Linked DNA regions of Homo sapiens: regions 1, 3 and 4 are each linked to region 2. Evidence: chromatin contacts called from ENCODE Hi-C or POLR2A ChIA-PET data. All regions are on one chromosome and are shown on one strand. Each heading gives the region's core, a stretch centred on a gene start or an enhancer-like site at or near the end of the contact. The rest is flanking DNA. Distances are from core to core; before and after follow the strand shown.

Region 1 (2,700 bases), core at 187-2,686, 530 kb before region 2:
GCTCATTCTAGGTCATTACTGTTTGGGACCGTGTCTGTGTCCCTCACTGAACTGTAAGCTCTGGGAGGACAACACGGGGCTTTTATCTTTTACGTAGATAAAAGAAATGATAGAATATATCATTATAGCCGTGCACTGTAATCCCAGCACTTTGGGAGGTCACAAAGTGACCTCAGGATCAGCTGAGGTCAGGAGTTTGAGACCAGCCTGGCCAACATGGTGAAACCCCGTCTCTACTAAAAATACAAAAAAAAAAAAAAAAAAAAAAAATTAGCCGGGCATGGTGGCACATGCCTGTAATCCCAGCTACTAAGGAGGCAGGAGAATCGCTTGAACCCGGGAGGGGGAGGTGCAGTGAACTGAGATCGCGCCATTGCACTCCAGCCTGGGTAATAAGAGCGAAACTCCGTCTCGAAAAAAAAAAAAAAAAGAAAAAAAAGAATTTATCATTATGACCCTGGGTTATGGCAGGGCTCTTAACACACCAAAAGCAAAAGTCAGAACGGAACAGATTGATAAATAGTTGCGCATAAACACAAATAACTTCTGTGCCAAAAATAACTAAAGTTAAAGCCCAAAGTAGAAACTAGGAGGAAATGTTTGCAATATGGGTAACTAAGGATTAGAATCAGAATCCATAAAGTACCCCTAGAAATTAATAGTAATAAAAAAGCCATACAACCCATTTTAAAAATGGACAAGGAATATGAGCAAGCAATTCACAGAAGACAAAATTTACAAGACCAATACTTTCACAAAAAACATTCCATTTCCTTAGTAATCAGAGAGCTGCAAGTTAGAACAGTGTGATACTATCCTTTCAGGAAGTGACTAATACTAACTCATCAGCCAGGCCCCTGCTCAGATGTCCCTTCCTCCAGGAAGCCCTTCCGGACTCCGGGGCTGAGTCAGGCGCTCCCCCTGACCCCCATCCCACGGCTCTCCCGGGATCTCCCATCCCAGACCTGCCCATTCTGGGTCAGCACTGGGAACGTGTCTGTGTCCCTTACTGAACCGTAAGCTCCGGGAGGACAACACGGGGCTGTCGTTGGTCACTGCTGTGTCACCAGCACGGACTCGCACAGGACCGGGAAGAGAGGAAGCGCGTGGGGGGAATAGGTGTGGAATAAATGAATGAATGAGGAAACTGAAGCCAAGTCAATGTCTGAGTTGGATTCAAACTTAAGTCTCTCCTTACTGAGAGGAGGGACCAAGTTGGATCTCCTGCGATCTGTTCTCCACTGAGCCCTGCCAGGATTCTGGGCACACAGAAGCGCTCAGTAAGGGCTTTGAAACTTAACAGTTTGGGAGCCAGATCCTCAGGCCACATCTCTCTCCTCCCACGACCTCCGCGGTCCTCCAGAACCATAGAGAGTTGTACAGAGATCGCCCTGCTCTATGCTCTACTCTCCTGGGGAGCGGGGCCAGAGAGGCCGGAAGTGCTGCGAGCCCTGGGCCACGCTGGCCGTGCTGGCAGTGGGCCGCCTCGATCCCTCTGCAGTCTTTCCCTTGAGGCTCCAAGACCAGCAGGTGAGGCCTCGCGGCGCTGAAACCGTGAGGCCCGGACCACAGGTGCGGGAGGCGGAGACTGCGGGTGGAGATTGGCGCCGCGGAAGCCAATCATTGCCGAGTCTGAGAGATGGACAAGGCCAGGCGTGGGGAGGGCGTCCAGATGCTAGCCTCGGGGGCCGGACGAACGGAAGGCGGGGGATGGTGGGGACGGAGCCAATAGAATCCGGTGGGGGCGAGGGGCGGAGCGATGGGACTTGTGGACCTGTAAGGGGCGGGGCGAGCCGAAGGTGGAGGTCAAAGGGGCGTGGCGTTACAGAGCCTCTAGCGCTGGGTGTTGGGGACCTGACGCTATGGAGCTCTCGGAGTTTTGTGGGGGACGGCTGTGAGTGGGGGGTTCCTGCTGCGGGATGAGAACGTAGACGCCAGTGGCTCACTCGCTCCTGGCACCTTCCCTTTCAGGCTCCAGATGGACCCTGGGAAGGACAAAGAGGGGGTGCCCCAGCCCTCAGGGCCGCCAGCAAGGAAGAAATTTGTGATACCCCTCGACGAGGATGAGGTCCCTCCTGGAGTGGTAGGACAAGGAGATGCGGGGCCCCTGGGAGGCTGGGGGCTGTTAGGACGAAGAGGATAGGATGGGGCCTGTGGGACCAGGGTGTGGGTTAGTGGATTTGGGGGCCACGGACGACTTGGGGAAACAGTCCTTGGTCCTCCCCAGGTCCCAGTTTCCCCATCTGTGAAATGGATGGGTGGTTCTAAGAGAGGGCTAAGGCAGAGGCCAGACACTGGCATTCAGCAGGTAGCCCCTGATGTGTTTTACGAGGCCAGCACCCTGATTTTTCAAGACATGAATTTATTGCTCGTGTTTAAGAATCGCCAGGTTTTGCAATCTTAAAAAAATCTACACTTTAGACATATTTTGGTAAATGGAAGGACCTGGCAATATTGAAATCTCCTTCCCAAGGGAAAACAATCGACGGGTGATGAGCATTGGCTATGAAGAAAAGGAAAGTGGGCTAAGGATGTAGGGCATGATGGGGGAGAGGACCTTCCTACTCTATTTATTTATTTATTTATTTATTTTTTTGAGACAGAGTCTCGCTCTTTTGCCCAGGCTGGAGTGCACTGGCACCATCTCGGCTCACTGCAACCTCTGCCTCCTGGGTTCAAGCGATTCTCCTGCCTCAGCCT
Region 2 (2,700 bases), core at 193-2,692:
TGCCGGTAGGCCCACAGACCTGTTCCTTCACTCCAGCCTAGCTGCTATGGGGAGACAGTACCTCTGGATTCTAGGTCCCCAAACTGAGTAGTCAGTCTGGCACTATATCTCCGAGTCTTTTCAAGTATCAGGGAGCCCAGCTCTTGAGGGAGGAGTAATTGGGCCGAGTGTGCAGATGCAGGGAGGGGGACGGCGGGGACGATCTCTGGTGGGTAAGGACACCAGGAAGGCTCACCTGAAAATGGTTACTCAACCCTTTGTTGACTGTGAGCTTGACACCCTCCATCTGAATGGGAAACAGCTCTGGAGAAGAGAAACGCTGTCACACTCCACTCCAACCCCACACCAACTCTCATCTCTTCCTTCCCTACCACCCCCAGCTCTCTCCAGAGACCCACAGCAGAACATCTCACAAAGGATTCCACCTGTAAAGAGGCAGTACAGCCTAGTTAGACAGGGCCAGGGCCTTTGCTTGCTCAAATCTCACTGCCACCAAGCTGAGCAACTTTAGGTCAAACTCATCATCTGAAAGATGGGACCCTCACCACACAGAATTGTCCCAAGGATCTAATGAGTTAACGTATAATGAACACCAGAACAGAACTCCATAAATCTCCACCACTACTACTACTCTAATTGCTCCAGGCTGGGATCCGGAGGCTTTGGGTCCCATACCCAAGGAACCTCGCTGACACCTTGCTGACACCGTGACCTTGGGCCTCAGTTGCCTTCCCGATCACAAGAGAAGTCTGGCTTGGCTGATCCCGGGGCTCCTCAGGTCCCTAAAGGCTTTTCTCTACTGCTATGACATTCCATCCCGTTTCCAGCATTTGATTCCATCATTCTAAGCCCCAAGTCCAACGTTCCACCATTCGATCCCAACATCACCTCCTAGTGCTGTTAAATAATTCCAATGGTGCGCGCCAAATCCCAGAGTCCCCAGTGTCCTCCCCCTTCCCCCGAGATCCAGGCCATCGCAGCCCAGCGGGGGCCCCTCGCCCCTCACCCTTGCACTTCCGGTGGCACTCCTCGAATGTGCCCGGGTTGGGCAGGCAGCCGCAGGCCCCATCCTCGGCGGCCCCTGAGGCGCTGGCGGTTGCAGCCCCGGGGGTCCGTTCCGAACTTCGACTCGTACTGGTGCCGGCGCCCAGGCTGCCTCCCAGCGGCGGCAGCGTGAAGCCCGGCGGCGAGGGCGGAGGTGGCGGCAGCCCCACGAGGGCCGGCGCAGGCGGCGGTGGCGGCCCTGCGGGCGGCGAGCTGGCAGCCAACACGTTCCCCATGGTCGCCTGCTAGGGGAGAGGTCAGAGGGCAGAGGTCAGGGCCCGCGCGCCCCCGACTCAGCCCCAGCAAATCCGCACCCGGCTCCGGCCCCGGTTCTCACTGGCGGCGGCGCCTGCTCCCGGCCTGGGCTCCGCTCCCACCCCGTGCGCCACGCGCAACCGAACCCGCTGCCGCCGCCGCCACCACCGTCGCCCCGCCCCACCTAGCCCATTGGTTTAGTGTGCCCTGAGGCCCGCCCACCAGCGTCAAGACTCGGTCTTCCCATTGGACTTGTGCATAAAGTCCCGCCCACTTTCCCTGAAATGTCCTTTTGTATTGGTTCTCACTCGCAGGGTAGCCACGGCGCCCCTCCCACCCTTCCCATTGGCTCGCAGCGCCTGCGCCTATTGGCTCGCGTCGCCGCGGGTTCCGGTGCTAACCCGCCATTGGTCTGTGCTGAGCATTTTGCCACGCCCGCTGAGGCATCGCCCCGCCTCTCTCCTGGAGGAGGCCCTCTTTTGATTCCGCCCCGCGGCGAGGTTGCTGTGATAATTGGTCGGCTTTGACCCTTGCAGCATTTTGATTGGCTCCAGCGTGTACGGGGTCGACCTTGGTGGCGTATCAGCTTGGTACTCTCATTGGCTAACGTTCCAGGGTCGAAGGACAGGTAAAGGTGGGTTGCGCGGCAGAGGCGGCTAGGCAGCAAGGTCAGGCCTCGCGTCCCACCAGGCACCGCGGCAGCCGGGCCCCCACCCCACCTCTGGTTCGGAGTAGCCGACCTAAAACCGGAAGTGCTGGCCCTTCCCAGAGTGCCTCGGGAGAATTCTAATCTGTTCTGCGAACCCTGCGCTGCTCCTCGTTACCCACAATGCCCTCATCACCTCTTAGCGAAACAGTTGCCTTAGACCCACCCCTTTCGTTACCCATCATGCCTCTTGTTCCTCGCGTCACTGCGGCTTCTATCTTTGGCCCATTCATTCCTCTCCCATTACCCATCATGCCTCTGCCCCATTCATTTGAGCTTCATTGCCCAGACTACTTTTAGCTCCAGCCTGCCTGCTCACTTTCGTCGTTCTTCCGGCCCTTCTCTAATTAGCCATCATGTTTTGGATCCATGAACTCCTGTCCGTTACCTCCCTTGCCCCCGGTCCCTATTTTTCCATTATTCATCACTCTGCCTCTGGCCCATTCATTCAGGTTTATTATCCGTCATGCCTTGGGCTCCTATTACAACATTATTCATGATTTTGCCTTTAGTCTACTTTTACTTGCCGTTTATTCATTAAACTTGAGCCTCTTATACTTTCGTTACTGCTTTTTTAATTTTTATTTTTTTAAAGACAAGGTTGGACTCTGTCACTCAGGCTGGAGTGCAGTGGCGCCATCATAGCTTACTGCAGCCTTGAACTTCTGGCCTCAATCGATCCTCCTACCTCAGCC
Region 3 (2,700 bases), core at 60-2,559, 510 kb before region 2:
GCCTCCTTAAAGGGGCAGCCACACTGCTCTTCCTAAGCCTTAAAGAGACAGGACGGTCGATTGGTCTGAAATTCTTGAAGAGACAGGTAAGAATACTAGTTAGTAGGGCTGTGCTTTCTGTGTTAAATGTCTTCTGGGGAGGCCCAGATGCCTCACAAGTTCAGAACTTGACTGGGAGAAGCGGGAAAATGGAGAAATAGGGGCAATCCGTCCGGAGGGCGTGAAGTTCCAGCCAGGGGCGGGGCTTCTGGACTCCGGGGGAGCGGGAAACATAGGGGGAGGAGCTTGTGGTTCTCGAGGGCGGAGCCTCGGACCCAGGAGCCCCACACGCGTGGAGTGGTGCTGGGCACGGTGTAGCGTTTGTGGATCAAATGGGACTTGTAGATGCCCTCGGGGGTTTAGTCTCATGCGTGGGAAACCTCGATGACTTTCAGGAAGGGACCTGATCGGCGACTCCTCCCTGCCCCAGGGAGCGTGTAAACAGCGGCACGTGGACACAGATTTGGGGGACGCACCCACTTCCCTTCCCACTGGGGCCGCCCCGCGTTGGGCGGCGGTTGGAGCCGCGAGACGGTGGCTAGACAGGGTGACCCGACTGCATTCCTGGCCAGTGTGTCAGCGCCACTTCCCGCCCCCTCTGCCAAGATTTAGGATCCTACTCCAGAATTGGGGCACCCCTTCTCCCCAGGTGGGAGAGGCTTTCCAGAGCGGAGGGAGGGTCAAGGGGAAGGGGAAATGTTTCCCCTATCCAGGATCTCCAGACGGTTTCCTTCGCGTGGGCGAGAGAGACACCGGGGTGCAGCCCCTGCGGGCTCCAGGACTACAATTCCCACAGGACCCGAGGCAAAGAGTCGCCCGAGGGCGGTCGCGGAGGCTGCTGGGGGTTGTAGTCCAAACTAAGATTTTGAACTCTTGCTGGGACATCCTTTGAAGATCCAACCCGCGCTTTTTATCGACGGGGAGATTCGGGCTCAGAGACCCTGGGGGATACTGATCAGGAAAGGGGATAGTGCGCCTGAAGGGGTGGGGCAAGGGCTCAGGAGTCAGTCTCCAGCCACAGCGAGGCAGGCGTCTCGGCTCTTCTGTATCTCCCTGGCCTGGTCGCTCTCGGCTTCTGGGCCTCGCCCTTCCTGTCTGTGAAATGGACTCTGGGTGAATCCAAATGGGATCGTCTTGGGCTACGTCCTGTCCCTCCGGGACTACAAGTCCCAAGGTGCTCGAGGCGACCTTGGCTCCCCCTCCCCACCGGGACCCGCCTCCCTCCAGCCCAAGTCACGTCGTCTAACCTGTTCCCAGCTCCTGCCCCGCCCCGTTCTCCGCTCCCCAAGCCGGAGCCCGAGCTGGAGGAAGCCCCCAGGTGCCAGGATCTGCCCGGATCCGTGAGTTTCACCCTCCTGGGGACCAGAGGCCCTGAAAAAGCCCAACACCCGCGTCCCTGGGAGGATTGGGAGGGGACTCGGACGCCAGGTCCCAGGGCGGAATTTGGGGCGCGCCGACACCTGGATCCTTAGAAGGAAACTCCGTTGCCTGTTTTACTGGAGGGAAGGAAAGCGGGTTCGGATGCCTGAATTCTTGGAATGGAGGGATTCTACCCCTTCATCCCGGGGAGACGTTGGAGCTGGAATTCCTGAGTCCCTCGAACTGGGGGGCTCTAGGAAGCCGAGTCTTTGGGTAGTATAGGGGTTCGAATCCCCGAGTCTTGGTCAGAAATGAGAGGCTCAGACTGGTGGGGCTCAAGGTGGAATGGGTGACCACCCTGCCAGCCTCAAGCTGCTGTCTCGACCGATCTTCTAGGTCTCTGAGCAGAATTAAGGGTGGGGCAGGGATAGTGGAGCCTGGGTTCCTGAAGTGGAGCAGGACAGGTACCCGGGGTCCCTCCGGAGGCTGTGTCCCGGCTCTCCCCCGACTTTTCGGCTCGGGGATGGGGGCGGGGTAGGAGAGAAAACACCGAGGCAGATCTCCAACCTCCTCTGTGCCGCTGAGCGAACCCAACATGTCATTAACCTGGGCGTCAGACCTGCCTAACCAGAGAAGGGACATCCGCCCTAGGGCACCCCCTGGCGGAGGTGGGCTCCCCTATTGCCTTATGGGGTGGGAAACAGCTGGGTTTGCAGAGGTAGTTCTAGAACCCAGGGCAGAATTCCGGAAAGCGGCTATTGGATTCTGGGAGGTTTGCATAGCCGGGCATTTAACCATTACACGGAGAGGAAGGGGTAAACTGAGGCTTGGAGCTCACACAGGCAGTAGAGTTTGTAGGGTCAGGATTCTGCCTCCTCCTTCTTCTGCAGCTCTCTGGGGGACGGGATTCCATCCGCCCCCGCCAGATTTTCTGACTAACCTTCTGCCTCAGGGCTCCTTGCCCTGACCCTGAGGTGAGAAATGTCACCTCCACGCCCATCTGTCTGACCTGGGGTATTGTGGGAGATAAGGGAGGGACAGAGGCTAATTCTGGAGGTGTCTGTCTGTCCTTGAGGCGGGGGGAGGGCAGGACCAGGCACCTCCCTCTGTCTATCTCCCCGTTCTCTCCACCCCCATGCGTCCTAAGAAGGGGGATTAAAAACAGAATGGGGGAGGCGAGCATCTGATGAGAGAGGAGTGTTTCCCAATGTCTGGGCTTGAAGGGCATTTGATGATAACCTGAAATGAAATTAAAAATAATAACCGTGGTTGCCAAAACAGGGCTCTGGGTGTACCAAGCTC
Region 4 (2,700 bases), core at 150-2,649, 690 kb before region 2:
ATGTTTCCTCCTACACACCACTCCTCTGTTCCTGTTTTCCTTTTTTTTTTTTTTTTTTTTTTGAGACGGAGTCTCGCTCTGTCGCCAAGACTGGAGTGCAGCGGCGTGATCTCGGCTCACTGCAACCTCTACCTCCCAGGTTCAAGCGATTCTCCTGCCTCAGCCTCCAGAGTACCTGGGATTACAGGTGCCCGCCACCATGCCCGGCTAAATTTTTTTTTTTTTTTAGTGGAGATGGGATTTCACGATGTTAGCCAGGTTGGTCTCAAACTCCTGACCTCAGGTGATCCACCCTCCTCAGCCTCCCAAAGTGCTGGGATTACAGGCGTGAGCCATGGCGGCCAGTCCTCTGTTCCTGTTTTCTTCTGTCCCTCTGCCTCCGAGAATCTCTCAATTACCCATCAGCACTCCATCATCCAGGAATTTCTCTCAACCCCTTCCTGACATTGTTTATATGATTTTACTCCCTGCTGGGTAAGAAAGGACAGTCTGGGACATGTCCTTAAATTTATTTCTGAACTAGCTCCCTGGGGAACCTACCTCCTAATGAAGGAAGTTGGGTTGCTTGAGAACGGGTATGGTTTTATTGGCCAAGATGCCAGGCTATCAACCTCTGCAGGAACCTTGTGCCACCCCCTGCCCTGCTCTGGGCCTCAGTTTCCTTGTCAGTTACTTGGGAAAGGGTTGGATTCGCTGCTTCTGGGGGTGAAATGCACCCTCAGGCTGGATTTAGCATTAATAATGCAATCATGACCTGTATAGTAAGAAGGGCTATTTACTGAGCGCTTAACTATATGAATGGCACCATTCTAACCACTTCCCATGGTCCACTGTTTTACACTCAAGATTAGCATAGAAGCCTCACAACAACCCAAAGAGGCAACTGCTATTAGGATTCCCATTTGGTAGACGGTAATACTGAAGTCCAGAGAGGTTATGCCACTCATCTAATATTACACAGCGAGGAAATGGCAGAGCTGGGATCCCAGCCAAAGTCTGTATGACCGCGCGGCTTCCTCTTAATCCCAATGAGAGCCCTAGCTTGCAGAGGAAGGTGTATTTGGGGCTCATAGGACTAATTAGGACTAATTAAGAGCCTCCTTTGGGTGGGGACGCCAACTCGGAACGTGACATCACGAAGGAGTACAGTGACGTTGGCCAAGGCGGGCGTGGGAATCCACACGCCTTCCAGCATCCGTTTAACGGCACCGCCCCCTGACCCGCCTCACTTCCGTGTATATTTGCATATTCAGCGAACGGACGTCGCTACGCCAGCGTCGACGGGGTGACGTCAGGATGCGCCTCTGAAGTTTCCCTCGAGCGTACGTACATACGTACTGACGCACGCATGGCCACGAGAGGGCGGGGGAGGAGTGAAGAGGTTGAGGCGCCCCGCCCAGTCAGCAAGGTTGCGCGTGCCCTGTGAGACCGCCAAGATGGTGGTGGGCGCGTTCCCTATGGCGAAGCTGCTATACTTGGGCATCCGGCAGGTCAGCAAGCCGCTTGCCAACCGTATTAAGGAGGCCGCCCGCCGAAGCGAGTTCTTCAAGACCTATATCTGCCTCCCGCCGGCTCAACGTGAGTCTGACCCGAATTCCCTCCAACCTTTTTCCTTTCTCCAACCCCTGTCAGGTGGTTGCTTAGGGGATGGACTTCTGTCTACGACCAATCACAGCCCGAACCGGCAAAGTCCAGTGGCCAATAGTGGGGGGTTTCTGATAGAGGGGCGTACGGGTGGCCCAGTAGTGAGGGCGGGGCGGGGCGTAAGGGGCGGGTCAAGGAGCCACCACGCGAGTAGGAAATGCCAGCCGATAAAGGAAGAGAGCGCTTGGAGACTGATGCCCTGTTAAACCAATAGTGTGAGAGATGGGAGAAATTTGGACGGGGCTTTCCAGGATAGAGGAGCTAGGGGAGGGGCTGAGGAGAAACCGGACGGGGTCCTTTGCCCGGCTGTCCTTGGGCAACTTCATTTCAAAAGCGGCACCGTGTGCCTCAGTTTCCCCACTGATCTAGGAGGTGCTTGTATATCCTCCGTTTAGGACGTCGACGTGCCTCAGTTTTACTGTAGTCAATAAGTCTGGATTAGGGGCATGGTTCGGGGGTGAAGTCTGGGTTCTGGAGACATGGCCTGGGAATCCGGAAAAGGACTTTGAGCCAGAGAGGACATTCATCTGTGTACTCATTAATGCGCTCATACGCCGTCCTTTCATTCGGTTGACAGACTATGCGGCCTTTTTGCTCAGCACTGGGAGATATACTCCTGATCCATCACTGTCAACCCAGAGTGGTCGGGAAAGTGGGAGCCCCGGAGCTCAGAGGAACTGGCTGACCCAGGGACCTGAGGCCAGCAGGGCTGCCTAGAGGGGGCCGCCCGAGCTCAGATCTAAAGGGCATAGTAAGGTCCGGCGCGGTGGCTCACACCTGTAATACCAGCACTTTGGGAGGCCGAGGCGGGCGGATCACATGAGGCCAGGAGTTCGAGACCAGCCTGGCCAACATAGTGAAACCCGGTCTGTACTAAAAATACAAAAATTAGCTGGGTGTGGTGGCGCACACCTGTAATCCCAGCTACTTGGGAGGCTGAGGCAGGGGAATCGCTTGAACCTGGTAGGTGGAGGCTGCAGTGAGCCTAGATTGTGCCATTGCACTCCAGCCTGGGCGACACAGCAAGACTGTCTCAAAAAATAATAAATAGAAATA

Evidence for each region. A loop is a pair of places that touch in the nucleus more often than their neighbours do. ChIA-PET counts read pairs that join two places held with the same protein, here RNA polymerase II (POLR2A). Pooled maps may share reads with other maps.
Region 1: a loop to region 2 is called in a pooled map, with 7 times the contacts of the local background. The contact joins the promoter of ERCC1 here to the promoter of TOMM40 in region 2. A Hi-C loop is called at or near these places in 1 of 37 single-sample maps with no recorded cell type and 5 of 50 pooled maps. POLR2A ChIA-PET finds 5 or more read pairs at or near these places in 1 of 52 experiments (HEK293).
Region 3: a loop to region 2 is called in a map of naive thymus-derived CD4-positive, alpha-beta T cell, with 16 times the contacts of the local background. The contact joins the promoter of PPP1R13L here to the promoter of TOMM40 in region 2. A Hi-C loop is called at or near these places in 2 of 168 maps with a recorded cell type or tissue (CD4-positive, alpha-beta memory T cell and naive thymus-derived CD4-positive, alpha-beta T cell), 2 of 37 single-sample maps with no recorded cell type and 14 of 50 pooled maps. POLR2A ChIA-PET finds 5 or more read pairs at or near these places in 1 of 52 experiments (WTC11).
Region 4: a pooled map shows a loop between it and region 2 (30-fold over the local background). The contact joins the promoter of OPA3 here to the promoter of TOMM40 in region 2. A Hi-C loop is called at or near these places in 2 of 37 single-sample maps with no recorded cell type and 11 of 50 pooled maps. POLR2A ChIA-PET finds 5 or more read pairs at or near these places in 3 of 52 experiments (GM12878, Panc1 and activated T-cell).

The regions. Positions count from the first base shown.
Region 1 is chr19:45,422,653-45,425,352 of GRCh38, reverse strand. It overlaps ERCC1 (ERCC excision repair 1, endonuclease non-catalytic subunit), which reads left to right and starts at 1,436. Exons shown (of 10, transcript NM_001983.4): 1 at 1,436-1,572; 2 at 1,972-2,083. The coding sequence starts at 1,979. RefSeq lists enhancers at 708-1,002, 1,251-1,300, 1,361-1,450.
Region 2 is chr19:44,889,996-44,892,695 of GRCh38, reverse strand. TOMM40 (translocase of outer mitochondrial membrane 40) reads right to left here and starts at 1,442. Exons shown (of 9, transcript NM_001128917.2): 1 at 1,007-1,442; 2 at 236-303. The coding sequence starts at 1,280. RefSeq lists a silencer at 1,106-1,745 and enhancers at 2,056-2,215, 2,385-2,700.
Region 3 is chr19:45,403,678-45,406,377 of GRCh38, reverse strand. It overlaps PPP1R13L (protein phosphatase 1 regulatory subunit 13 like), which reads left to right and starts at 1,309. Exons shown (of 13, transcript NM_006663.4): 1 at 1,309-1,379. RefSeq lists enhancers at 458-657, 628-1,423.
Region 4 is chr19:45,583,501-45,586,200 of GRCh38, reverse strand. OPA3 (outer mitochondrial membrane lipid metabolism regulator OPA3) reads left to right here and starts at 1,399. Exons shown (of 2, transcript NM_025136.4): 1 at 1,399-1,578. The coding sequence starts at 1,437. RefSeq lists enhancers at 1,340-1,519, 2,355-2,700.